Linked DNA regions of Mus musculus: regions 2, 3, 4, 5, 6 and 7 are each linked to region 1. A link is a loop called in an ENCODE intact Hi-C map of the cell type or tissue named here. Cell type or tissue: heart. All regions are shown on one strand. Region 1 overlaps Prkch (protein kinase C, eta). Region 2 has its middle 5.0 kb from the start of Gm8075. Region 3 overlaps Prkch (protein kinase C, eta). Region 4 overlaps Hif1a (hypoxia inducible factor 1, alpha subunit). Region 5 overlaps Hif1a (hypoxia inducible factor 1, alpha subunit). Region 6 overlaps Prkch (protein kinase C, eta). Region 7 overlaps Hif1a (hypoxia inducible factor 1, alpha subunit).

The links. Peaks named below come from ENCODE experiments on the same cell type or tissue, not always from the same donor. Only the 100,000 strongest peaks of a DNase experiment are listed, where the experiment ranks them.
Region 2: a loop joins it to region 1, with 2.5 times the contacts of the local background. A loop is called at or near these places in 10 of 42 quality-filtered maps.
Region 3: it touches region 1 in a loop (2.6-fold over the local background); 9 of 42 quality-filtered maps call a loop at or near these places.
Region 4: it touches region 1 in a loop (3-fold over the local background); 14 of 42 quality-filtered maps call a loop at or near these places.
Region 5: it touches region 1 in a loop (3-fold over the local background); 10 of 42 quality-filtered maps call a loop at or near these places.
Region 6: a loop joins it to region 1, with 2.7 times the contacts of the local background. A loop is called at or near these places in 11 of 42 quality-filtered maps.
Region 7: it touches region 1 in a loop (4-fold over the local background); 14 of 42 quality-filtered maps call a loop at or near these places.

Annotation. Positions count from the first base shown.
Region 1 is chr12:73,707,446-73,711,445 of GRCm38, reverse strand. The region is part of intron 9 of Prkch (protein kinase C, eta); the gene reads right to left. Among named protein-coding and RNA genes, the nearest start is that of Gm34189, 73 kb to the left of the region's middle. In heart, a CTCF peak has its summit at 2,359 (motif pointing left); a DNase peak (open chromatin) is centred at 2,345; H3K27ac peaks cover 1,799 bases.
Region 2 is chr12:73,788,685-73,792,684 of GRCm38, reverse strand. No RefSeq gene overlaps it. Among named protein-coding and RNA genes, the nearest start is that of Gm8075, 5.0 kb to the left of the region's middle. In heart, no CTCF peak of the experiment used is centred here; DNase peaks (open chromatin) are centred at 1,804 and 3,572; H3K4me3 peaks cover 535 bases; H3K27ac peaks cover 3,607 bases.
Region 3 is chr12:73,778,158-73,782,157 of GRCm38, reverse strand. It overlaps Prkch (protein kinase C, eta), which reads right to left. Exons shown (of 14, transcript NM_008856.4): 14 at 3,973-4,000. Gm34189 (a long non-coding RNA gene) reads left to right here. Exons shown (of 3, transcript XR_003950198.1): 1 at 1-257; 2 at 717-755. Among named protein-coding and RNA genes, the nearest start is that of Gm34189, 2.0 kb to the left of the region's middle. In heart, a CTCF peak has its summit at 2,441; DNase peaks (open chromatin) are centred at 547, 2,217 and 2,677; H3K27ac peaks cover 2,928 bases.
Region 4 is chr12:73,920,927-73,924,926 of GRCm38, reverse strand. All of the region lies in intron 1 of Hif1a (hypoxia inducible factor 1, alpha subunit), which reads right to left. Among named protein-coding and RNA genes, the nearest start is that of Hif1a, 15 kb to the right of the region's middle. In heart, no CTCF peak of the experiment used is centred here; no DNase peak of the experiment used is centred here.
Region 5 is chr12:73,937,682-73,941,681 of GRCm38, reverse strand. Hif1a (hypoxia inducible factor 1, alpha subunit) reads right to left here. Exons shown (of 15, transcript NM_010431.2): 8 at 3,882-4,000; 9 at 1,933-2,153; 10 at 1,051-1,334. All of the region lies in intron 1 of Gm15283 (a long non-coding RNA gene), which reads left to right. Among named protein-coding and RNA genes, the nearest start is that of Gm15283, 13 kb to the left of the region's middle. In heart, no CTCF peak of the experiment used is centred here; a DNase peak (open chromatin) is centred at 1,941.
Region 6 is chr12:73,767,803-73,771,802 of GRCm38, reverse strand. The region is part of intron 12 of Prkch (protein kinase C, eta); the gene reads right to left. Among named protein-coding and RNA genes, the nearest start is that of Gm34189, 12 kb to the left of the region's middle. In heart, no CTCF peak of the experiment used is centred here; DNase peaks (open chromatin) are centred at 2,082 and 2,872; H3K27ac peaks cover 478 bases.
Region 7 is chr12:73,929,615-73,933,614 of GRCm38, reverse strand. It overlaps Hif1a (hypoxia inducible factor 1, alpha subunit), which reads right to left. Exons shown (of 15, transcript NM_010431.2): 5 at 2,846-2,958; 6 at 1,139-1,341. Among named protein-coding and RNA genes, the nearest start is that of Gm15283, 21 kb to the left of the region's middle. In heart, a CTCF peak has its summit at 2,169 (motif pointing left); no DNase peak of the experiment used is centred here.

The sequences.
Region 1 (4,000 bases):
CCAACCTCCCAGGTACTACCTGCAGGCACTGCAAAAACTACAGTGTTAGTTGGTTGGGGACTGAAGTTCTGCAGAAAGCCCAGCACATGGATTGGAGCTTCCACAGGATCCGGAACTTAGTACATGAGTTCAATTTCTCACTGTCACTTCATGAGTGCCAGTCTTCCTTTAGAACAAGAAGAAGGACAGGGATTTCACCAGACTCCCCCCTTTTCAGCTAAAACAGCAGAAGTCTTGGTACTTGAACTTGAAAGGGCAGAGGATTGGCAACTTGACCTACTGTAGTGAACAACCTGTAACTATGCAATCACCAGCTCCAACACTACCAGTCACTGTGAGCACACATGACTAAGGCTAACCCTGGTGAAGACTGGGGACTTCAAAGGAAATGACACCCGGTGCCACAAAACATCTGTCCAGATGTAAAAGTATAGGGGCTGCTTACCCTCCAGAATGTCAGGGGTGGTGACAGCTGTAAACAAGCCAATTATAGTTAAACAACCTCGAGGACAACGGTTTTAACTCTAGACACACCTAGTAGCCTGTGGACCAATCGAGACACGGGGGAAGAGAAACAGTTTCACCTTCTGACTCCCCCACCCACCCAACCCCATTCATAATCAAGACCATGTGACCCAGTAGCCCAAGAGATCAGAAACCCAAATCCTGTGCCTGGAGATGGTCCTCTGAACACCATCCCCAGGGATTGTCGGTTGAGGAAGTAAGCTCACACAACTTGGTCCAGACATCTGAATTTCACCCGTGGACCTATGTCCATAGCTACCAGCCTGAGAGAAAGATGGAGCATGCTGACAGGTTGGAAGCAAACAGAGCTGGAGAACACCAATGCCATGTTCTAGTTTGTTTTCTATTTCCATCTGAGCCAAAGGCAAACGAGAACAAATGACCCAGAAGCAGACCACATGGCATGAGAAGTAGTCATTGCTCAAGGAAAGGAAGAAACCTAGTTCCAGAGAGAGCAGAGGAAAATATCCTTGGGTGTTTCAGAAAAGGCCAGAAAACACATATGGTACACAAGAACAATTCTTTCTAACAACCCCTTTCTTTTCAGATGTATATACTGCACAGAGGGGAGATTGCTTGCTACAGTGTAACAGGCATGGCATAGAACGGCATAACCCAGGCAAGAAGCCACATACTTTCAGGTAGCCCCTTGCTGTGTGATCCAGGATAGATTGTTTAACCTCTCTGGAGCTCAGCTGTGCAAACTGTTCCAAGGAGGATGCAAACATCTTCACCTTCTGGGATTGTTTGGAGTACTGCAAGACATTTTGCCCAACAGGTATTTATCAGATAGCAGTGTGCACTTTCTGGGGCAGCAAGAACGAGTAAAGCATCCAGAGTGCACTTCAGTGAACTTCCAGCTTCTGCACCTGCCCATCCTGCAGAACGGACACATTCAGACTCCAACAATGATCAACCAGGCACACTGATGCTAGCAGAGGCCTCTGCAGACAGACCATCATCTCCTTTGTCTTCTCCTCTTCTCTCCTAGCCTGTAGCCTTGGGGGGTCTCTTCTCCTTGACCAGGATGGCAGAGTATCAGAGCACAGGGAGATGATGGCATGATGGGAGCTGAGTGTGCCTCCTTCCCAATCCAGCTGATGGTAGCACCTCAGGATGCACTTGGGACTGGCTCAGTAAATTGTGGACTGTGGGCTGTGGCTAATCTGCCCCTGCCCTGTGTATGCAGCTCCCTCCCCACAAGGGACTCCTTCTAGAGGCTCTTTACTCACTAGGGAGAAAGGCAGTCTTTTCTTTTCTCTTCTTTTCTTTTCTTTTCTTTTCTTTTCTTTTCTTTTCTTTTCTTTTCTTTTCTTTCCTTTCCTTTTCCTTTCCTCTTTCTCTTTCTTTCTTCTCTCTCTCTCTCTCTCTCTCTCTCTCTCTCTCTCTCTCTCTCTCTCTCTCTCTCTCTCTCTCTTTCTTTCTTTCTTTTTGGACTGGAGATGCCTAACTAGGCAAACTAGGAAATAAAGAACTTCTTAAAGACACCAAGTGCTAGGAAAGCCAGAGCCCAAACTTTAACTCAAGGTTCCCTTGTTATTACCTGCCCCAAAGGGGGGTGGAATAATAACCCCTTTCTCACCTCTACATATTCTGCTTTACTAATAACTAATATGACAACAATGGAGAGGAAAATACAGAGGAAGCAACGCTCTCTTGCCCTTGTGTTACCAAGTCACTTCCCTGACATCCTTAGCGTCTGCTGAGAGCGTCCTGTGCCTGTGTGCACAGATTCTGAACAATCTCGCCTTCTGCAATTGGGGCTGGGCTTTGCTGCTACTCCTCCGCCAGCTAGGAGCAGCAGATCCCTCTGGCCTGTCTCGAGCTCCATCTTCAGGACTGACCCAGGAAGTCTAGCAGCCCAGGCTCTGAGGAAACCTACAGCAAGGGGCCGGTCCTGTCCTTCCTGTCCCTGGGAGCCTCTGTGGTCTACAGCCATTAGAGAAGCAGAGGTAAACAGAGTTGAATTCCTAAGGAGTGAGGAGGGACCTCGGTACAGCCCTCTTCTAGGTTTTGGACACAGGATGTCCTGTATTTTTGAAGCAGAAGGCCTGCTCAGATAAACTGGGTCTCTGAACAAAGACTGGGGCATCTGACCAATATTGACTTTGCTGCTTCCCCCAACCCCTTCCTGGGAGGCTGCTTTCTGTCTTTGCTCCTTTCTCCCTCCTCCAGCCTCTCCCTCTGGCTGGCCTCTTACCCCACCTATCTGCCTCTCTGAAGCTCAGTTTTCTCTGCCTGGCCTCAGCTGAAAGCTCTTCTTACTCAAGCGGGAAGCCTGTGGAAGAAAGGCGGTGGGCCTCCATTCCAGGCCATAAATGCCAATAGGCTGACAGCCCCAATGAAGATGAAAGGACCCGGAAGCAAAGTCAGCTTCAAAGCACCGAGGACAACAGCATGTGCTAGATTTGTGACACGGGTCCCTTGTAACCAAGTGTTCCTTGGCTAAAAAATGCCTTATTCTCACTAGCTCTGTTGTTTAAAACAACAAAACAAAACATGCATTTGAAAACTGTGTACCAACCCAGCAACTCCGCCACTCAGCTACTGTCCTGATGAGATTTTTATCATCATTTCTGGCTGGTGCCTTTGTAGGGAATGGAGAGCCACTTTGCTGTCTTGGCCAGAACTTGATATGGATACAAACCACTCATCTTTGTAAGTACTGTATCCTTTCCTGGAACCTTCTAGTTCTACGGTTTCTTAAAAGTGCTGGGTGTGAGGGAGTGTTTTATTATTTCCATGTTTCTCTGAACTACAGACAAAGCAAAGATAATAACCGAGTCTATCTTATGGAGCGACAACATGCCATTAGTCATGCATGCTAGGTGCTGATGACAATGTCTGATATCCAATACTTTTGAATTTTTTTAAGTGACCTAGTGGATCTGGAACTCCTGGACTCTACCTCTCATAGCCTGTCTGAGACTCCAGGTCTGAGCCATCACATCTGGAAGAACACCCACTTCAATTAGTACATTAAGTGTTTTCCCTTTGCTGAAAGCTCAGGTCATTTCAACTTAACTCAGATGATAAGAAAATAAATAACTCCAAAATCTAAAACAAAGAAAAAGATCTAAATAGATATTTCTCAAAACAAGAAGTATAAGTGGCCAATAGATACATTTAAGAGAAATGATGGCCACTAACCATCAGAGAAATGCAAACTGAAGCCACCCCAAGGTGGCTTTTCCCTGCTGGAGCTGCTATTAAAAGGATGAAAGGAATTGAGCTCCAGCAACACAGGAAGGAAAGAAGGCCCATCCATCCGTGTGCACAGACACTGGGCCTGTGAGTCCGTCAACCACCGCCCAAATCCAAATGGAGACGCCTCAAAAGTTAAAATGGAATATGCGTATGATCCAACCAACAGTTCCACAAGCTCGGTTTATATCCAAGAAGTCTGAAGTCAGAAGCAAGATGATTGAAAAGAGAACTGCACGCCCTGTTCACGGCAACATTATCATCGTATGGC
Region 2 (4,000 bases), 81 kb before region 1:
CCAAACTGATTAAGTATTTTCAGATGAGAATGAGCTGAGCCATGGACCAGTACTGTGAACACACACACACACACACACACACACACACACACACACACACACACACATTCAGGCAGTATCTGATCTGGAGGAGCCCAGCCCAGATCAACCTGTGTAGTTGAGCATAATCAGCAAGGAGAACAATTAGGCAGCCTGAGCTACATGAAGCCTTCAGACTAGGGCTAACCAACCTCGGAGGCTTAACAATGTTTTTTAGACTGCTCCCCTCATAGAGTAGGAAGCAAAGAGCCCATGAGGCAAGTGACTTGTCCCTCTGATTTCCTGGCTCAGTTAGTGGAGCTTAGGAGAAAGTCAAGATTCTGTCAAGTCCACAGCCTGACTGGGAGAAGGGGTTTCTCAAACTTTAGCTGCCAACCCAATTGCTTGGCGGGGTAGGCAAACACAGATTGGCTGGTCCCAGTCGGGAGACACCACCTGAGTAGGTTGGAATGGAGTCTGACAGTTTACATGTCTAATGTTTCTAGGTATGGCTGATGAGGGATGCCGGGTGGGCCACATCTCAACAACCAAAAGTGGATGAGGATGTGTAGTGAGCACAGGCAGGCTGGGGAGAGGAAAAGGTTAAGGGCAGTGGTTCTCAACCTTCCTAACTCTGTGACCCTTTAATACAGTTCCTCCTGCCGTGATGAGCCCCAGCCATAAAAGTATCTTTACTGATACTTCATATCTGTCATTTTGCTACTCTTAAGAATCATAATATCTGTGTTTTCTGGTGGTCTTAGGTGACCCCTGCAAAAGGATCGGTCGACCCCAAAGGGGTCACAATCCACAGGTTGAGAACAGCTGGTTAAGGAGACACTGGTGTCGTCTTTTCAGGGGTTCTCTGTCTCCTCAAATCTGTGCTTGCCTACCCCGCCAAGCAATTGGGTTGGCATCTAAGGTTTGAGAAACCCCCTCTCCCAGTCAGGCTGTGGACTTGACAGAATCCCGACTTTCTCCTAAGCTCCACGAGCTGAGCCAGGAAATCAGAGGGAGACTCGGGAAGGCAGCGGCATCGTCTCTGCGCATGCACCCCTGCCAAGTCACTTGCCTCATGGGCTCTTTGCTTCCTACTCTATGAGGGGAGCAGTCTGAAAAACTTTTAAGCCTCCGAGGTTTGTTCCATCTCTCTCCTCAGACCTTGGACTTCTTAGATGTTTCCTCATAACATATATAAAACGTGGGCTCTGGCCCATAACCGAGGCCAAAGTTAGCGCTTGCAGGGACTTCTTTGGAGTTGGCATTATGAGGAAGTCAGAGTCAGTCCCTCAGCTCGCACTCTTTGTCTTTATGTCCCCTGTTCAGACTGCAGCAGGACAGGTAGAGCAGACCAGCAGTTCCAGGGGAGCACAAACGGCTGCCTCATCACGAGATTAACCTACAAGCTCCTCAGATCTTTCTGGCTCTGCAGGTACAGGGTGGAGTCGCAGTGAACCAAGCGCCGACGTTGCCGTCCCATCCGTGGAGATTTCCACCTACTTTTACTGTTTTGAACTCCAGACAAGAGAGTTACCAGCCACATGATTTTCTATACTAAAAGCTGGAAAATATTTCCAAGAGCCCCAGGTAGAGCCTGGGGCCTAGAGGCCCCTCCTCCCCAGCCCTTATCTACTCCCTTGTGTACTTAGAATATCTGCAAGGAGTCCTCTCTGCATCCCTTCCAGTAAAGCCTGTACGTGGCTGGCACAGGGAACTCTCCCTGGAGAGGAGATGGGTGAGGCGGTGGACACACTTCCTGAAGCCACAAGAAAGAGGAGGCTGCTGATTCATCAGCAGCTGCTTCCTGGACTTACAATGCCGGGCTGCACTGAAGAGTATTTTTCCAAGGTGATGTGAGCTGTTACAACATTCCTGCTGGTCCCCATCGGCCCTTCCTGTAAGTCAAACCAGAAAGTTGCCCAAACCAGCATTCCTGAGCAGCTGAGCACAGGATTCCAGACACAATGTTCCCAGCATGCCTTTAGATCCCTCTTGGAAGCAGGAGTTCATCTCTTTCTGAGCCTCTGCATGTCATCAGCCAGGGCCAGGGGGTTGTTGGGCAGGCCACAAGAGTCATAAGGAAGCGGTATGTGGCATTAAGTCAGCTGGGAAACACAGGCTTTCGCAGATTCCCCTAACAGGAGGGTTGGCTGAGAAAGGAGCAAGCCCCACGTGTCACTAAGATGCTTTTTATGTTCCTACTCTGCCTTGACTCTTGACTGACACAGAAAGCTGCTGTGACCTATACCTGACCTTCTCGGAGCTATGGCACTGGTTTGGAAGTGCCTGTGTTTTATCTAGGTATCTGTGTGTCTCCGTGCAGAGAGTATGCTGTCTCTGTAGGATAGTGGTTTTCATTTAGAATGGAAAACCTCATGGAAGACAGTGAGAAATGTGCAGGGGAGCAAGGACAAATGCCAGATTTTTCCCGTTCAATGATGCCCTACCCCATAAAAAATGAACATTGAAAAAAAAAAACAGACTCATAAAAGCAGTTCTAAGATGCTTTTGTTTTTGAGACATGGTCTCAAGTAGCCCAGGTTAGCCTTGAGCTGACTATGTGGTCAAAGATGCTCTTGAACTTCTGACCATCCTGCCTCCACTCCTGCAGGGCTGGGATTCTAGGCATGCATTTTAACAGCCAGTTTTATACAGTGCTAGGGATCGAACCCAAGGTCTTTGTTCATGCTAGACAAGTAGGCTACACCACAGTTCCTGGTTCTAGGTACATTATTATTTCCTAGCAAAATAAAAAGCTAATGGGAGTGGAGGATTCTGGGAATAAAGCAAGAGATAGGGGCCTGCTCTTAGACACATTACTTGGACTCTACACTACTCTACTATAAAGTGGAAAATGACCTCTTTCATCTCTCTTTCTCCTCTCTCTCTCCCTCTCCTTCTTTCCCTCCCTCCCTCTCCTGTCCTTGATTGATGCTTTTGGTATCTTCAGCCAGAGAAATCCTAAGCTAAGAGGCCCTACTTTGGGAGATGTCAAGAAGACTCATTGGGTAAAGGTGCTTGTTTTCAATCCTGAAGACCTGAGTTCGATACTGTTGTCCACATGGTATAAGGAGACAACAGATCCCTGAAAGATGCCCTCTGACTTTTACACCCGAGGGAGATATGGTATACACACACACACACTTTTTTTTTTTAAAAAAAGAAATGAAACTTCTAAAAAACACCCTACTTATAAAATTAATTCCTTAGTCATGCTAAAAGAATAACTGAAATTTGTAATGAGAGTTAGAGGTTTACAAGTCGTTCTATTTTTCTCTTCACAGTCTTATCAGGTGGGTGATAATATCCCTACTCCCCAGACATTAAGCACTGTTGGTCTCAAGCGTTTTGTAGAAGAGACATTCGATCTATTGTACCACTTAACTGATGAGGGTGAAGGTTGGGAACAGTGCAGGGTGAATGCCCAGTAAGGTTTTATACCCATGTCTCCTGGCCCCCAAGTTCACAGTCTTTATAGCCCATAGCGTGCACTTGGCAGCTGCTGCTGGCAGTCCCTGAAATCAAGGCCATCTCCAGAAGCACATCCTGGGAATTCCAGCTGGGTGCTAACACTCTGAGAAGGCAGTGAGCCAGAAGGGAGGTTTGTTGAGCCCGTGACTCTGCAGAGCTTATCCACAGCACATGGTGCTCCTCACAGGGCCTGGTCTGGTGCTTTAATGGGGTGCAAGATAAACAGAGAAGCCCCCTTAGGCCATGTCTTATCTTGAGGAGGGTGGTAAAAACTTTAACTCTCTCCTCCCCACCCTTTACTTCCGGGCCATTTCTTCAATGCTTCATCCAAGACTTCATTCCAAACAGCTGTGTATCTGACCTCTGAGAACGCTTCCCCTTTAAATGTAATTGTGTTGAGAATTGCATCTGTAAGCATTATATTTACATCATCCTACCTACCTTTCCCTCTCCTCCTGGCAACTCTTCCCATGTACGTGCACACACACATACCTACCTCACTGAGTCCATT
Region 3 (4,000 bases), 71 kb before region 1:
GTTGCAACTTCATAATTGTAATTTTGCTACTGTTATGAATTGTAATGTAAACATCTAATCTTCAGGATATCTTATATGTGACCTCTGTCAAAAGGCTGTTTGACACCCCCCCCCCGAAAGAGGTTGTGACCCACAAGTTGAGAACTGCAGCCATAGAGGAAGGGCAAGCACCCTGGAGTCCTTTCTCTTCTGGCAACAGCTCTGCTTGCATCTGCTACTGAGGGAGCCTGCCATTCCTTCTTCCCTTTTGCGCATGGGTAAGCATGAGAAATAGGAAAGGCAGCTGGATAAGGGGTGCTGGTGAGTACATGGCTATGGGAATGAGTGATCTGAGTGTGTCTAAAAAAGAATCTTGAGACCGAGAGAGCACAGGGTGCATGTGGAGATGAGATAAGGCATAAAGATTGCCCAGAGGTGGACAAAGAGCAAATCTGACTGGGATTTCAATGGATGACAGGGACGTTATCAGTAAGGGTAGAGAGGCCCATTGAGCACAGCCACCCACTTATTCTTAGCCAGCAGAGCACAAGGCTGGAAAACCTTGAGAGCTCATTCAGGGTATTTTTGGCACTGTCCGGTCAAATGACTGCTAGACTGTCCCTGGTTTCTAAATTTGAAATGTCTCTATAAAGATTCTCACTTCTGGCAACCCACTTGAACACGTCCACACTTGGTCCTAACACAACCTTCCCTTTGTCTCACCCAAATTCTTCTAGCTGCGGCTCAAGCCACTGGAAGAATGAAGCCTCTGTCAGGTAATAACCGCCTTGGTGGCATAAGACAGACAACTGTGGGGATCTGGAAGAGCTATGACATGTGGCAGGGGACATCTAGGGCTGTCTTTTCAGAAGAATCTACAGGCCTGTGGAGGCTCTTTTTACCACAATACATCTCCAGAGAGCTTGCTTTAAAGAGAAGAGGGTAGAGGCTCTGCCATGGCTTCAGGTCCTTGGACATGGCAGGAGTTACTGAATATCTTGGGTATCTTGGCTTCTGGTGGCACAGCATGCTGCATGTGCCCAGTCAGTGCCCAGGATGGGTGTGGCCCTCATGCTAATTGGTCAGAAGTGAACTAAATGAATCTTGTAGCTAAACCTAAAAGGACGACAGAATTCCTATCATGTTGGAGAGAAAAGCCAATTAGGAAGACCATGGGCAATTCTTGGCCTGGTTGTTTTAGATTGAGCTGTATTTTACACTTAAAACTCATCCATATTTGGCATCTGGGCTTGACTCAAAACTCCCCAGAAGGTTTAGTCAACTGAGGAGGCTCTGGGGCCAAGCAGAAGAGTTGAATCCTCTTAAGTTGGTGCTGGCTCAACATCTGTATGAGATGGGCATGAAGTATGTGGGGGTCTGTCCTGCCCACTGTCTGATGGACATTCCAAGCTCCACAGTGCAGCTGGTAGTAACAATAGCTAACACAGAGCACATCCAGTGTCCTTGTACTAACTAGATGCTTTCCATCTGCCCCTGAGGCAGTAACACAAGGCAGGCAGCCACTGTCATTTGTGTCATTTGTACTTCACTGACAAGAACACTAAAACTGAGGAACAATTTCCTCTGCTTAAGAACACTGGGTGAGTGTGGGCTCACCCCATATGTGTGTACCCCACTAAGCATGCTCTCTCAACTTGGGGGCCTCTTACCTCACACGGCTGAGAGAAGTGGCTCTCTTAGATAGTCTATGTTGGGGCAGGAGCCCATAGGGCGATAACAGAGGCAGACATACATGGGAAAGGTGGCTGACTTTTATGAGCTCCAGAGGAACCTTCAGAATAAGCACACAAATGATTTTAAGTCATTTTTGATTGGAAAACTGGCTCTGAAAGCCAAGTGTGGGGGAGAAGATAGGGGGAGACAGGAGAAGAGAAAGACAACTGACCAGGACTAGGGGTGGGATGGATATAGGATGAAGCCCAGGGGCACCCTCAGCTTTGGTTTGAATCCAATACAGGGAGAAAGGAAGACAACGGAGTTCTGTTCACAGCTGTGCTCTGGTTTGTTCCCGCCAACCTGCAACCCAGCCCAGAGGAACCTGTGACCACAGGGCTCATTTCCAGGAGAACCTGTGACGAGCAGGCTCATTTCCTGAAATGTCTGACTTGGATCAGACTCTTATCTTCAGATGATATGAAAGGAAGAATTATATGACCCAGTGTGCCCACAAAGCCAGGGCATCACGGCCTCTGTTTGCTGTAAGTCAACACTGCCAGATGAAGCAATCCGGATAGCCAAGACTAAATAAGGGGAAAGGTCTTGGCTGCTGCCTTGGGAAATGGTGAAGGATAAATGTGTGCCTGGAATATTGAAGTCACTGCACACCCAATGAAAACCAACACGTGGCAGACACAGTGTTTCCTGCTCTTCTCCTTGCAGGCAAGTCACACGGGATTTGTGGCTATAAATGTGCAGCTGCCACCACCAGCTGCCTGGTGGCTGTACACACCTACCTGCTTCTCGCTGCAGCTGTGGCTTTTGCTCCAGCCCCAGTCAGTGAGAAGGAGGCTTGGAGTTACCAAAAGACAGACAGACCTCCGGGAGGAGGAGAGGATTGTAAACTCCTAAGGCTCAGAGGTTAGCCCAGGGGATTCGAGTGGAGTTTATGGGACCCAGTGTGACCCAGACTATTTCCTCTTTCTCTCCTTTTCTGGACAATGAGGAAACTGAAGTCACTATTGCGTCACCTGGGTCTGCCCCAGTTCCCTGAATCAGGCGAGAAGCACCGCCCTTGATTGCAGATTGAGCCATCTCCCCATCAGATCTACAGTTCTGCACAGGGGCAAGGATGACAGGGCTGAGGATGACTAAGGCCTTCCTGCAGACTGGCAGCTTATTTCCTGCTCCTGTGAACCCCAGACTACACCCTTTTAACTGCTCTCAGAACCCCACAAAGGTTAGGGAAATGGGATTGATTTTAAATGGAAAGCCTTATGCATTTGGGCTAAAAGCAAGGATTCTGGAAATAAAATGGCTTGGGTCCTATCTTGGCCCTAATGCTTTTGTTGTGTGACTTGTGTGGACAAGCTATTTAAAAAAAAAAAAAAACACTCCGCGCTCCAGTTTCTCCATCTGTATAATGAAAATGGGAGTACACAATTCATAGGAGCATTGAATAAGTAAATATGCTTGAAATTTGTACGACTGATTTTAAAACAAGCATAATGATCAAGAATCCCCAAGTCAGAAAGAGTTCCAATCTTTCCCAGCAGACTGCAGGGTTAGAATGTAAAGCTTCAGGCTGTATATCTAGGTCCACCCCTTAACAAGATCAAGACTTTTGCAAACCAATAACCTCAAGCTCTTGCAGGATGTAAGATGTACTGTATTTACTCCTGCCTGCTACCCAGACATGGCATCACAAGCTACTGACCTGTGCCAGACAAATCTTCAGGAAGGCCGATAGCTTTCCTATTAATGCAGAAATATCGTTTTCACCCTGGAATGCCCAAAAGAACTGATGATGGAGACTGTGGTACTGCTCAGCTATCTCCTAATTCCTCTAGGCCACTGGTATCTTTAGGGATGCCCCAATCTGGCCAATCAAATGGCAAGAGAGGTTGCAAATGTTCCTCTGAGGAGGTGGTTAAGAAGCAAACGAGGACCTCCTCCATCTTTTCTTCTTGCTCTGTGGACCTTAGGAATTCTACTTTCTTGATGGCACAGGTAGAAGATAGAGAGGGCCATGGGCATGTACTGTATGTGAAGGATAAGTGGATGTTTTGAAGAGCTACTAAGATTCCCAGGATCAGCCTGCTACAGCAATACCCAGAAGTCACTGCACTGATTCAGAGCAGACATGAATGAATGAGACTGACCACACCCTCCTCAGGGATACAAAATGTTCTGCCAGTACCTTCTCTCAGGAGTTTGCCTACAGTCCTGAGTTCTAATAACTGTGAAAAGCTTTTTACTTTGATTAGAAACCTATCCTCTGAGTCAGGGAGAGGACAAATCACTCTTCTCACAAAATTTCCTTTTGCTACAAAAATGCCTTTAT
Region 4 (4,000 bases), 210 kb before region 1:
TATAAATGAATCCGTATATTCTTAATATCCTACAATAAAAAATAGAGGCCATATGAGAGTACCTTAATGCCAACAGTTTGAAATTTTTTAAGTACATTAAAACTGCTTTCTTTTCCTCACTATTTTCAATTTGAACTTTGTAATGAAATAGTTTTGAAACTCATTTCATTTATATAATACTCTGAAAGGGAGGTAAGAGAGAGAGCAGAGATCTGCTGGGTTACAATGAACACTTTATATACACACACACACACATTTTGACAGGGTTTTACTATATATCTCTGGCTGGCTTGGAACTTGCTATGTAGTCCAGACATGCCTTGAACTCACAGAGCTCCATCTGCCTGTTTCCAAAGTCTGGGATTAAAAATATGAACTGTCACACCAGGCACATTTTTCTACTTTTAAATTTTTGTGCAGTGGTGGCTGTGGGAAGCAGCACACTATTTAAATGATTGCTATATCATCTTCCTTATTTTGTTTGCACTAATTTTTACTTCTTTACTTTATAAAGCAAAACTAAAGAAAAAAGGCTAAGGCTTTCTTTTTAAACACAAAGCAGTTCAGACTTCCTTAAGATAATAAACACAATTAATTAAAACATACTCTCAAAAGAAGTGTATCCTGAGACAGGTTTCTAAGTAAGGGGTCTGTTGTTCTAACACTGAAAAATATCCCTTCTAAGATTTTTAGCTTTCATAGGAAAACAAAAAGAGTTTACCAAATTTTTGATTTGTATTTTACAGCACATTTGAGGAGATTTAAAAAAAAAAATACCACTAGGCCTAGAAAGATAGCTCAGTGGTTAAGAGACAGCATTGCTCTTGCAGAGGACCTGAGTTTGGTTGTCAGTACCCATGGCAGGCAGCTCACAATGCTTTAACTAGTACAGGATATCTGATGTTCCTAACCACCAAGCATCTCACCAAAAAGGAGGTTTACAGACAAAAGGAGAGAGCATAGATACTGAAACAGTTTGTGAAAGAGGGCCAATGTATAAGAAGTTTCCTGGCTTAATCATTTCCACACTCTGCTTTTTGATTTGTTTTCTCAGAGACAAGGTCCTGCTGTGTTGACCAGGCTGGCTTCAAACTCTAGGACATCCTGCCTCAGCTCTTTAATGCTGAAAGACACACACATACAATACTTAAGTCGTTCACTATTTTGTTCTTAGATAATGTGATAAGGAAAAAGTACAAATTACAATGTTAAATTATTCAATCAACCGTGCGTGTGTGTTGAGCGCATACATGAGAAGGTCACAGGATAATACTGGTGTTCTCATCTATCACTCTCCTGAGACAGGGTCTCTTACTGAACTGGGAGATCTTCCTATCTCTACCTCACAGTATTGGGATTGCAGGCACGTGCAGCCATACGAGGCTTTTAAAGTAGATGCTAGGATTTGAACTGAGGCCCTCATGCCTCCACAGGCGTGTTATTCACTAAGCTATTTCCTTAGTCTACTGAATCAAAAATCTTATTATAAATATAACTCCTCAACCTAGCCCAGAATGATTAGATTAACTTTGTTTTCTACAATCTTTTCCAAAAAAGTGTTTTTAGTTTTCAGTAAATCGATTCCATATCAATTTTTCACTTTAAAAGGGGGTAGAGGTTACTCTTAAACAATATTAAATATTTTATATTTGTTATTAAGAGTACTTTTACTGGGGCTGGAGAGATTGCTCAGTGGTTAAGAGCACTGACTGCTCTTCCAGAGTTCAATTCCCAGCAACCATCTCTAATAGGATCTGATGTTCTGTTCTTGTGTATCTGAAGAGAGTGACAGTGTACTCACAATATAAGATAAATAAATCTTTGAAAAAAAAAAAGAGTACTTTTATTATTAATAGGCTCTTTTCATCTGTTAATAAGACTAGAATATCTCAACCTAATATCATTTAATAAGAGAAAAACCACAAACTGGAAAAGCCAGAAAAAAATTGATATTTTAATATAGGTACAAATTGTAGTTTTGGGACTATAATCTAAAGTACCTCCTAAAGTCTAATTGATAAACTTAAAAATGAACTTTTAGCTGGGGATGATGGTGTATACCTTTAATTACACACTCTCAAGGCCGGCAAGTGGATCTCTGGGAGTTTGAGGCATAGCAAGTACTAGGTCAGCCAAGGGTTCACAGTGAGACCCTGTCTCAAATACAAAGAGGACTCCTGACTGAGTTTATTTTCCTCCTCTACCACCATCACCATCATCATCACCACTACCACCACCACCACCAAGGAAAAGAAATAAAGGAGGCTAGAAAGATAGTTCAGCAGTTAAGAGCTGTACTTTCAGAGGACACTAGATCTGATCCTATACTCAAATCTAGCTTCAGGGGATCAGACGCTTCAGGCCCCTGCACTTACATATAGACACACACATACACATACACACACACATACACACACACACACACATACACACACACACACACACACAAAATAACAAAAATAAATCTTAAGAAGGAAGAGTGAGACATTTTAGAATACTTCTTTAGTTACATCAATGTGAAGGTAGAAGAATCACTTTGAGTTCAAGAGGTGTCGAGCCAGCCAGGTGACATAGTGAGACCCTTTCTGAAAAATAAAGAGAACTAACCTAACCTTTTACATCTTTCTAGAAAGACTAGAAACTTAGTAATATAAGTTTAAGATCTTGAAATTTCTGTATTATTTTAAACTAATCTCATCAACTATTTAAACGAGAAAAAAATAAGTGGTTATATATGCCTAACATCAATCACTGACTAGACTTCCAGTACTGGAAACCGAAAGGTAAGGTCTAGATATCTTTTTAAAGAATTTCTCAGGGGATTGTGGAATATATTAAAATTTGGTATCTTGGGCTAGTGAGATGGCTCAGCGGTTAAGATCACTAGCTGCTCCTTGCAGAAGTCCCAGAGTTCAAGTACCAACACTCTAGTTCAAAGGGATCCAATAACTTCTTCTGGCCTCCATGAGCAACACATGCATGTGGTACTCACACATATACAAGGCAAAATACCTATATACATAAAATAAAAATAAATCCTAAAAAAATTTGGTGTCTTTCACATTATTATAAAAACCATAAACATTTTCTATTTACTTAGCAAAATACCTTATGATATACCAAGGATAAAAGATTCATTGAGTGATTCAATAACCGTAGATCAAGAAACATTTTATGTCATTATTTAGTAATAATCTAAAACCAAAAATAATCTAGCAAATCAAATTTCAACAAGGATAAAACTAAAGAGGTGATTATTAAGCCATAGAAACTAGCAGAGAACCATCAGTAGGTTTTATAACAAATTTTACAAACATAGAACAGTAATTTTTGAAAAATGACAAAAACATTTTTGATTATAGCAACTAAATATACTATAAAATACTAGGTAGTGTGAGCTATAATTGATGAAAATAAACTATAAAAACACTCAACAAAAACAATAATACATGAGTAGGATTCAAAGACAGTCAAAAGGATAATTTTTTTGCTTCCCCCCACCCCCTAATTTTCTGTAACTCATGTTGTGTGTTGGTGGGGATGGAAGCGAGGGCTTTACACATAAAGAAGTTTTTAAAATAATTAGATCACCTTTAAATACCTTCATGAATCTATAACTATCAGAGTTAAGAATCACTGGTCCATCAGTACTGGTTGTGTTAATGGCTTCCCCCCAAATCATAGTAACTACTCCCACCGAACAGTGGGAGTTCAGAGATGCTATTCTCCCCTCCTCCCAATGTTTCAATTCCTGGTTGGCTGAATCTATAGATGTGTGCCCAAGGTTACAAAGGGTTAACTACAACATCCCCTCTACCCCCCACACCCCCCATACCCCTCCGCCACATTAGTCATCCTTCTGTATTCTAAGGATGCTCCCCAAAGCTCCTCCCACCTCCACATTCTAGATACCAATATCTGCAGAAGTTCCTGTCTCATATAAAATGGTAATATCTAGATGATTTACACTATTTATGTGTTAAAATACTCATGTTTAACT
Region 5 (4,000 bases), 230 kb before region 1:
GTTAAGAAGTTTCAGACACACAAATATTACATAGAGTTTTAGCTAACTAAAAATTACAATGAAAAAATGTGTTTAGTTGATGTGGTGGTGCACATCTCTAATCCCAGCACTCGCTCAAGAAGCACAGGCATTAGAATCTCTCTAAGTTTGAGGCCAGCCTGGTCTGCAGAGTGAGTGCCAGGCCTAAAAGGGTGACATAGCAAAACCCTGTCTCAAAAATAAAATAAAATAAAATAGAACCAAAATAAGACCAGCCACAAATGTTGTCTACCCTCACCCCAGATTTTTTTATTCTACATAATAACATTCACCAAACAATTCAGTTCTAACTTTTTTGTTTTGTTTTGTTTTTTTGGAGATAGGGTTTCTCTGTGTAGCCCTGGCTGTCCTGGAACTCACTCTGTAGACCAGGCTGGCCTCGAACACAGAAATCCGCCTGCCTCTGCCTCCCGAGTGCTGGGATTAAAGGCGTGCGCCACCATGCCCGGCACCAAACAATTCAGATCCCACAATGGTACATAATCATCCAATTAATTAGATGATATTTTCACCATAATCTTAAAATGCCTATTCTACTGGATATTTTAGAGGATACTCTATTGTGCTAGGAGTTCAAGAATTTCAGTAATGAATATGGTAGCTAGACTGAGCATAAAACTTTACTTTTCTTCATTTTTCACTACATTTACTTTATAAAATCAGTGACAAAATGAATCACACACTTTTGTGCTGGGCAAAGCATCAGAGAAAAGAATACATTCTCAACCTTGGTTTTGAGATTCCATACTGTTTAACTTACACTTGGCAGCTTTAATCCCTAACAGTTTAATGGAGAATCAATACTTATTTGTGCTTCACTAACTTAAGATCTAAGCTGTTCTGCTCCTAAGTACAGTCTTAATAGTAGAAAGTTCAGAGATGGAATTGCTCTGTATTTGGAAACAGCGTTTTTGACACTTTCTGCCCTGGTCCAACCTAGATATGATGAGTTTTGAGTTCTATCAATTTCAGGCATTTATTCCTAACCTTTTCTTAGATCATGGTACCAACCTCAGGTGAACTTTGTCTAGTGCTTCCATCAGAAGGACTTGCTGGCTGATCTTGAATCTGGGGCATGGTAAAAGAAAGTCCCAGTGACTCTGGACTTGATTCTAATTTTAATGCAACCTCTTGATTCAGTGCAGGATCAGCACTACTTCGAAGTGGCTTTGGAGTTTCCGATGAAGGTAAAGGAGACATTGCCAGGTTTATATTTAATTTTTCATTAGAAGAGGGAAACATTACATCATTATATAATGGAACATCTTCAAGTTGTTGATCTTCAGTTTCTGTGTCTGCAGAGGAAAGCGTTTGTCAATCAAGAGGACATCAGGATTTTAACATTCATAGATGATTTTCTGATTTTTAGAAGAGTTGTGATTCAATCAGTTTCTTTACTTGAAAGTTTATAGATATTATACAATGACCACTAAGTAAGTGTAAGTTATCTGTTATAGTCCACCACTGATAGGAGTAATACATATACCTTCAACCTTTTTATATATATCTTAATTTGAAGTAACAATTTTCATTTTTCATGTTTGCTTTGATGGTACAGTTGCTTTGTACAATGCCTTTAACATTTACCCAACTACATGTACTGCAATTTAACTCTACTGAATGGTGCAGTGAGGTGGCTGAGAGGAAATTAACACGGCATCAAGAAATACCTTCAGGATACTCTGAGCTACAATTCCCAAAAAAAACATAAAAATAAAAGCAGGAAGGCTGTGATATTTCAGAAACAAATATTAGACACAATACTTTTGAGGAGACTATTAAAAACAAAACATGTGAGCATCACGTGAATGGATGAGCCAAGAGCTGAGGCTGCGGAGGCATGGAGCAGCTGAGCAGGGACTGGAGTGGTGGACAGAGTAACTAAGCACTGACCATCGCTGCCAAAATCCAGAGAGATGATGGTGTCGCCGGCAGCTGGAGCCAGCAGAGTGAGAGCATCAGGCTCCTTCTTAAGCTTATCAAAAAGGCAGCTTGTATCCTCTGATTCAACTTTGGTGAACAGCTGAGTCATCTTCATATCTGAAGATTCAACTGGTTTGAGCACAGATTCTGTTTGTTGAAGGGAGAAAATCAAGTCGTGCTGAATAATACCACTGTCAAAAAAGGAGAGATTAGTATTTATAAACGAGCACTAGAAACAATGACAGTAGGGGGACTATGGAATGACCGTGTCTCTTAAAATATGATTTATATAGTAAAAGCATTTTAACACCCCTGAGATGAATAATCTTTCATGTATACTTGCAACATTTCTCCCCCACGCCCCCAGTGCTGAGGATTGAGCCCTAAGCAAGTGTTGTACTATTGAGAAATATTTATTGTTTTAAAACACCAATATGAAGATAAAAATGTAAACAAAATTTACTAACTATTCAACTTATTTAAATTGAAACAACATTGAGAAGAGAGGCGGTGACAAGAACATGTGCAGTTAAAGTGCATGAAGGACATAAGCAGGAAGGACTTCTGTGCTGATGCTACAATGAAATAGGCACAAAATAACTGTTCAGCATTAATACGCAAGGCATGGTCTATGGGTAATCTTAGATACAATAATGGCCACAGTCTTTATGAGGGGTATCATATTTTCTTGGTGGAAATAATATAGTGATGTCATTTATAGGATAGGGAAGAAGAAAGAGAAATGATGAAAAACCACTCAGCATCATGTCTGGCATCAAGGTACTCTAGATAACATATTACATATTCAATAAATGAAATGCACTAAGAGTACAAAGACAAAAGCATAAACTCTTGTCTTCAAGTAGTTTATAATTCAGTGTGAAATAGATAAGCAAACAATTTCAATATACTATGATCACTGATAAAATGAAGAAAGGATGTTTCAGAGAAAGGCTAATGAGCAAAACTTGGGATCAAGTAACAATCATGAGGAAAACAAGAAAAATAGTTTTATAGAAAGGCAAAAATCACAAAAGAACTCTTTGGCATTAAGAGGATTCTTTGCAATTAGAAGTGGTAAGGCATTAAGTTTGATCCTAGCACTAAAAATTTCCCCCTGAAAGAAACAACAAAAACTAAAAGTTTTAAGACCCCAAAAATGGCCAAAGTAGGGTAACCTGGGTTTGGTGGCATCTATGAAAGTTGTGCTGGAGACTTCTGGGCAGCCCTGCAATCCCACACAGTAGGTAGGCTGTGAATTCAAGGCTGGACTGATCTACAGTGAGTTCCAGGCCAGCAAAGCCTATCCAGTGAGGCAGGGTAAAGAGCATGGAACATAAGAAAATGAGCTAACCACAGTAGAGAGCTCTGCCTGGCAAGCAGATTAGAATGTTTCGGTAATGAAGAGGAACTGAACTAAAATAACTTATAGAGTTCATAAACATAAAATAAAGTCCCGGGTCATATGACACAGCCTGTCACAAAGGCGGTCATTTAAACTTCATTAGAATCTTTTTGGCCTCAAGAAACTGAACTAGGAAAATTGATCCACAGACTGATAAATAAATGATATTATTTTGTGGGATCAATGACACAGTTGGCTTCAGAAGGTAGGTTGGGGTATAAATCATAATCCAGTAGAAAAAGAAAGGTAAAAGCAAAACTCAGTTTTTATTTATTTATTTTTCTTTTCAAGACAGGGTTCCTCTGTGTAGCTCTGGCTATCCTGAAACTTATTCTGTTGGCCAAGATGGCTTTGAACTCATGGAGATCTACCTGTCTCTGCCTCCTCCTCCCAAGTGCTGCGATTAAAGGTGTGCGCTACCCCTGCTAGGTAATTTTATCTCTTCTTAATAAAGGCACAGTAAATCCAAAGAGTTACCACTTTTCCTCACAAAAGTGTCTCCTCCCAAGCTTACCTTACAACATAATTCACACACACAATGCACTGTGGCTGGGAGTTCTTCGTATTATATATGACAGTTGCTTGAGTTTCAACCCAGACATATCCACCTCTTTTGGCAAGCATCCTGTACTG
Region 6 (4,000 bases), 60 kb before region 1:
GAAGACAATCATGCCTGTCCCATCGTTAGTACACACACTCGGATACATATGAGCACCTGGGGTACCAACAGAAGGACATATAGTCGGGACAGCTGCCACATGAAGATGGCAGGGCAAGTGTGTGGACAGTGAGCCTGACCTACCCAATGTGTGTGAGGAGGCAGGAAGAGTGGCCACAGTACCATGAATAAGTAAGAAATTGGGGAAGGGAGCACAGTCAGATGGGAGTGGGGAGCACGGTCAGAGGCTGAGACAGCTGAAATGACAGGCAAGTTCAGAAACTACAGTGCTGTAATGAAGAGGAAGGGAGAGTTGGAAACAAGTGCCAGAAGGTTTTAAAGAATAAACAAGTCTAGGGCTAAGTGAACTGGTAGAGTCTAAGATCAGAGCATCTTCCCAGGCTGTCTGATGGAGCTGTGCAAGGGAGTACCAGAGTCAGGTCTTCCAGCATGAACGGCAGCATCAACAGTAGTAGCCAGGGCAACAAATACAAAAACAAGTATTCCTTAAGATTATGCAAAAAGTCAGAATCAAAATGGAGTCACTTGTGTCAAACCTTAACAAAGCTGGGAGATTGTGAAGGAGGGGAGGCATGCATGGACATCTGATGACAAGAACTGTGACAGAAGACTCTGCTAGAAGCACATCTCTTTGCACACAGGCCACACAGCCTTACACAGAAAACACTTCTGCAAGGCTGTCTGCCCAACAAGTGCTTCTAGTTTTGTTAACATCTTTGCTATTGATTATAAAGCCTGGGGTTGCGGTTTATGTAATGCTCCTCATTTGGCCTTCAAGAATTCCCCCTTAGTGTCACCCTCCCACAATATGTTCATGGTTTACATATTGGCATGCATAACATCACTGCCATGCCAGATCCTGACTAAGCATATGAATCTTTGGAGAACCTCTGTTTATTGTTTGGTTTAATTAAGGGTTTTAACATCTTGCCAAATCTGGATGATTGACATGCTCAGTTTTGTATCTGAGATATAAAGCACCCACACAGAGACAACTAAGCCTGTTTCCATGGGGTGCAGGCTGGGGTCAGATCTCTCAGTGATATGTGGGGGTAAAGGGTGGAAGCTGGGAAGGCAGGCAAGAAAATAATTTTTAATTATTTATCATTTAGAAATAATAAATAATTCATTTAACTTATTCATTTAAATGCAGAATTACCTGAAGGCCACGTTTGGATATGGGATACCTTCAACACTAAGTTTTTACTCCTTCAGAGGAGTGGCCTGGGTTTGATCAATGATGGACATGGGATTCCCATGTGGCCATGGCATCCCCGGGTGATTTTATATATATGGCTACCCCCTATTGTCTCATGTGGGGCCGGCATTACTTGTCAACTTTCATGGCTTCTGGAATAGAGGAAGAAGAAATTTCTACCTGGGCATGATGACTCGTGCCAATAATTCCTAGCACTCAGGAGGCCTAGGCAGGAGGACAGTCCCAAGTTTGAGGCTAACCTGGGCTACCAAATACCAATAAGGCTCTGAGAGAGAGAGAGTGGGGGGAAGGTATATGTATGTGTGTGTGTGGAATCTAAGGACAGGAGACGGAAACTAGACACAAAGAAGCCAGAAGCTCTAGAGGGCTGACTGTGAAGACAGGAACCACTGTAAGGAGGAGGTAATGGGGTGGCACTATGGGATAAGACTTTGGGGGGGGGGGAGTGGATCATAGCCCCTATGTAACTACTCTCTCCAAACATGCAGAGCTGGAGAGTTAAGAAGATGCTATCAGTCCTGGGTCTACCATGGGTCACAGCACACATTCTGCAGGAGGCAGAGCTGGAGGCTGGAGGGGTTGCTATCCTGGCCTGCAAACAGTTTTCACTGGAAACCCTGGTCCTCTGCTGCGACAGCCCGAATGCTTTTTGCAGAATATGTCCTCAATTTGTCCATGTCTCTAATGGACTCAAATGTTAACTCAAGTGAACAGTCCACATCTAAGGTCATTCTTAAAATATACCTTACCTCCACTGACCTCTCTGACGAAGGTCCAAACGGGAAAGCTTGCCAAGAAGGCAAAGCATGTGGCTGCGGGAGACTCTCTGATCAGGCACATCTACCGAAGGAAGTAGATGGTTCATAGGGCCAACAAAAGCACTTGACAAGCTGGGGAGAGGAAGGGAGGGGCCTAGGAGACCTGGTTGCATCCCAAATGTGAGTCTCACTACAGAGGGAGAGCAGGAAGGAGACAGGTGGGTGGCTCAGACCCACCCTGCATCCCCCCCCCTCCAAGGAAAGCTGATGTAGAGGAAAGCTGAAGGAACCAGAAGCCCACCTGGCTCTGAGACTGGGAGGCTCCCAGGCCATCGACAAATCCACAGGGAGGGTGGCACCATAGTGAGGTGTACTGGATGATGCTGGCCAGGTTTGATAAGGCATGTCCCGAGAGAACACCCACAGGGCAGGAAGGGTACTGGCAGCAGGCTGAATACATACACGTATGTGGAGGTGTGAGTGTGCAGCTCTTCTACACGACAGAGCTTAAACTCCCCTGTATGATGACGAGTCCCGAGACAACAGGATCCACTTTGAAATCTAAGCAGTGTCAAGAATTATTCATCCTCTTTCAAAATGCCGGACTTCTTAGGAAGAAGACTAGTTATATAAACGGAGCAATTAGACAATAAGGTTTTCTCCCAGGAGTCAGAAAACACTGTGCCTTCTGGTTAATAGTTGGATCTGGCTGTTGGGCAAACAGAATGACCTTCTCCTTTCATTTCATTTCAGACTTTAAACAAAAGGCAGACAGACTTGGCAGCTCTTGCTGCCAGGCCAGAAAGGAAGGAAATCGAGCCACAAGACTCTCCTATCAGTATTCCAGGGAGCCACTCCAAAATGGGACGAAGGCATCTCATGGCTCTAGAGAGAGTTCTAGGGAAGGAAGACAGAGAAAGAACACAGGATTCAAAACAGAGGCTGGCTCTCTGCTGCGATGGCCAACCTCATTATGGTCGCATAGCCTGAAGGCCACCCAGAGGCTGACAAAATGTGCCCTGTGTGTGTACACTGCAGGCACATGCCTTCTGCTTCTGGCCCTAGAAGAGTCTGACCCAGTTGGGAAGTATGGCTGCCAACTTTGTCATTTCACTTCCCTTCATGGTGGTGAAGCAGCATGGGGACATACAATGTGGAATGACCTGTGCCCAAACCACTCTCCACCCCAGAGCTGTGGTCACAGAGGAACAGGCTGTGTGTGCGAGTTTGCAGACGAGGAGGCAGGAGAGAGGATAGACACTAAGGTGACCTGGTGTTGATGTTAGTTTTGCACAGGACAAGGCAGAGGCAGATGTCTGCCTGAGATGACGCTGATGACAATCCACAGAGAAGGATGAGAGGCAGAAGGATGGAGAGGCCACAGAATGGACTCTCAGAATGTCTCTGGGGAAGCCGGCTCCAGCGCTTAAAGAGTAGGCTTTCACGCTGGCTGCAGATGCTGCTATAGAATACTGGGTGAGCCAGAAGGGAGTCACTCTGGCTTGCTCACATTGGACCAGTTTTACTAGCAAGACTGGGACTAGCAATTCACAGATATATGGTGAAGGACAGCCCTGCCAGGTGTCCATACTTGTTTAGGTAAGGGCAGCTGCAGGAGGGGAGAGCATGGAGAAAAGAAAGCAGAGTTGCTGCATTGCTATTGCTTAGAGAGTGGCAGACATTTTTATACAGGCATACTAGCATGTTTACTACACCTGGCAATGAGTTAAATGCTTCAAGTTCATAACACCATAACCCCTAGAACACCTGTAGTTATTATCCCTATCTTATGGATTATTGTAGAGGAAATCTCTTATATACCGAATGGCTGCATCACTTGTCAATTAAAAACAAACAAACAACAAGCTTGTGGTCTATAGGAAAGGGTAGAATAGAAGGTGGGACATCTGGTGGGCAGAAGGATTCTGGGATAAGAGTCAGGCCTGGGAGGAGTTACCAGGGTACACGGTGGAGGACAGAAGCAGGGGACTGAGCGAAGGTAA
Region 7 (4,000 bases), 220 kb before region 1:
TTCCCACTTACAGTACTACAAGAAGCAACTGATGTATTTCTAAGAGAAGGGCACAATCTGATCCTCACCTTGGGAAGCCCCCTTTGGATACAGTGGACGTACAAGTAAAAAGGTACAAATCCGTTGGTAGAAATGCAGCTTAGGAGTTTATGGTAACAATTCAGGCCAAAGGGAATGAAATAAAGAATTTAATGACAGGAGCACAAGGTAGATAGAACGATGGGAGAGACAGTGCATTTATTTTATTTTATATTTTGGTTTTTCGAGACAGGGTTTCTCTGTGTAGCCCTGAATGTCCTGGAACTCACTTTGTAGACCATACCGGCCTCGAACTCAGAAATCCACCTGCCTCTGCCTCCCGAGTGCTGAGATTAAAGGCGTGCGCCACCACGCCCAGCTGACAGTACATTTATAATATTTACTACAAACTACTACTAAGTGTAGTATGTAGTAAAGTTACAGTCAGGTTTCAACAGTGCTGTGTCAACAACATTAGGGATCACAAGAGGTGCAGTAACTTAGGCTGTCTGGGAGCAGTAGAGTAGTTTAGTAACAGGAGTATTTATTTCATTATTAAGAAAATGGTGTAGGCAGAAACATCAAGTTGACAATTACACACAAGTAGTAACAGATTAGGGAAATGGTGACAGGAACCAAGGGTGGAGTTGATGATGCTCAAGAAGAACATGTGGGTTACAGACCAAAACTGTTGCCTACTCTACATAAACTATTTATCTTTAAAACTTACTTTCTGAATTTAAGCAAAATTCCCTCAAACAAAAGAACTTCATGACTTTTGTGTTCACTGCTTGCAGTACCACAGCAAGAAGTCAGTGCCTTTTGCATGTAGGACAAGTGATCCACCTCTGACTTGGAAATTACCCTCCTCCTGTCTCAGTCTCCTCATAGCTAAGATTACAGGAGGATGCCACTAGATGTAGTCAAGAATTTCATCTTAATAGATTTTGTATAATAGCTAAATACAGTATTTATAGTATAAAAGCTAATCTTACATTTTTGGGTTCTAGGATGCATCTTCATATTTAGCTTCATGGACATATCAATTAAGTTTTTATTATAGTGATATGAAAAGGCTACAAAAAATCTAAATTTTAAAAATATAAAATAGTTCATTTACCTTTCATCACAGTAAGAAAATTTCATATCGAGGCTGTGTCGACTGAGAAATGTCTTGCTATCTAAAGGAATTTCAATATTTGACGGATGAGGAATGGGTTCACAAATCAGCACCAAGCACGTCATGGGTGGTTTCTTGTACCCACACTGAGGTTGGTTACTGTTGGTATCATAGACATGAATATGGCCCGTGCAGTGAAGCACCTGAATATGAGTAAGAAAATAAAGTTACCTTTTTAAAATAGAAAGAGGTAAGGGGAGCTGGAAAGATGGCATAGCAGTTAAGACATTATGAGATAATGAGGTATTCTAAAACAAAACAAAACAAAACAAAACAACCCCACAACATTGTGAAGGTAGGGTGCTAGAGATGAGACAGTGGTTAAGCTTACTGACTGCTTTTCCCAGAGGACCTAGATCTGATTCCTAGCACTCACAAGGCAGCTTACAACCATTTGTAACCCTATTTCCAGAGGATCTGACACCTTCTCATTTCTTCAGGCACCAGGCATGCATGCCCTGATATACATGGAGGCAAAACATTCATGCACATAAAATAGAAACTAGGGATCACTTATAATCCAGAATATGGATCAAATGCCTTCTTTTGGCCTCTGTAAACACATGGTATGCTTACATGCAACCAACTAAAACACTAAAACACACACGTGCACACACACACACACACACACACACAATGAAAAATATTTAAGTCTTGTATTAAGTCTAGACTATCTTTCCTTCTTCACTAATCTGGTCATTATAGTTGATTTTGCTCTGGTGACTATGGTTCAACACTGAACAAAAAAAGGAAACTGAGATAGAAAATTATACTTATATTAGGATTTAAATACTAGTTGGCAAAGCCAACTGATAAGTTAGCTTAGTATAGAAATATTGTGGGCTGGAGAGATGGCTCAGTGGGTAAGAGCACCGACTGCTCTTCCAAAGGTCGTTGAGTTCAATTTCCAGCAACCACATGGTGGCTCACAACCACCCGTAATGAGATCTGACGCCCTCTACTGGTGCATTTGGAGACAGCTACAGTGTACTCACATATAAATAAATAAATAAATGTATGTATATATTTTTTTAAAAAAAAGAAATATCGTATTTCCAATAATTTGTGTTTATATATCTCAAACTGTCAGATTATTATACTGTCTTTAATGGAGATTACATATACTGAATATAAATGCAAATATGCAAAAGGGAATAATTATACTTTTCCCTCGTAAGTCTATTTTGAAATTGATTTTTATTTTATGTGGGTAAGTGCTCTATCTGCATGTATGTGTGTGCACTGTGTGTGTACCTGGTGCCTGATGAGGTCAGGAGAGGATACTGGATGATTTCCTGGAACTGGAGTTACAGGTGACAGTGAACTGACACATGGGTGCTGAGCACCAAAGCCAGGTACTTGGCAAGCAAGTGCTCTTAATTACTAAGCACTTTCTCCATTCCCCTCATAACTCTAAGCAAAACTCTTTTGTTTGTTTTGTTTTCTGAGGTAAGGCTTGTGTTCCCCTGGCTGGCCTGGAACTTGCTGTGAGGACAAGGCTGCCTTCAAATCTGTAGCAGATGATCTTCTGCTTCCCAAGTGCTAGGGTCAGCTGACTTTCAGCACTCCTAGTGAAAGCTCTTGATACTAGCATGTATGTGTATAGGTTTATTTATCTATAATCAAGTGCACGCTCAGCTTGCGTACCTTCCACGTTGCTGACTTGATGTTCATCGTCCTCCCCCGGCTTGTTAGGGTGCACTTCATTCTGAGAAAAAAGCTCCGCTGTGTGTTTAGTTCTTTCCCTTTTCTCACTGGGCCTAACGAAAGCAAGAAACCGAGTTTTAAGTCACAGCTAAACATAGAAATTTGTTAGGATGAGAGCATCAAAGCAAGGCTCTCAGCATTAACACAACCATGATTTGCTCCCTCTTCACCTACTCCAGCATGTCAGTAGGTCTGACAGCTCCATCCAGGGAGAGTGTGTGTAAGACGGCAGTGACTCCCTGGACTGTGGGAGGAGAGTCCACACTTCACAGGATTAATTATTCATCTGTGCTGGTGAGTTTGGTCCAAGTAAAGAAAATAAGAAAATGGTGTAAGTGTACCCTATAAATGTCTGTCAGTATACAAGTATGTCCCCTTCAAAAGAACTTGTGTAAATACTTCATGTCTTTTACCAACTGTGATAACTCAATTTTGAATAAGCAGCAACGTGTTTACAGAACTTTAAAAATGCCAACTTACCTTTTGTAAGTAAATAGCATCTGAGTATGAAAGCCAGACAGAATGTTCTATCAGAAGTTACAGAAATCAGCCATGATGGTACATACCAATACTCTCAGCACTAGGGAGGCTGAAGGAGGAGGATGGAGATGGCCGACCTGAGCTACATATGAGACCTGTTTACAATTTAAAGTCACAGGAATAGGGACTGGGAATGTAGCTCAATGGACGAGGACTCCCTTAGTACATACATGTAGGCCTGGCTTTGACACCCAGAACAACAACAAAAAAGCCACAGAAATAAAGCAGAGGAAAATCAATTCACGTCTAATTTAATCTTAATGTCAAACCTCATAACTAAAAAATTAGATTACATTTAGATGACTCTGAAACAACATCTTGATTTCCTTTTTTATTGCTTAGTCTGGTTCAAAACAAATGTTTTACTTATTTGAAATGCTCAGAGAAAGTGGATTAGATAGATATAGAACTTCTTTTTTGAGGCAATGACATTTTCTAAAATGGCTGAGTGTAATGGTACATGCCTCTAATCCCAGCATTTGGGAGGCAGAGGTAGGTAGCCCTCTATGAGTTCAAGAACAACTTGGTCTACTTGGAGTCCTAAGCCAGCCAGGG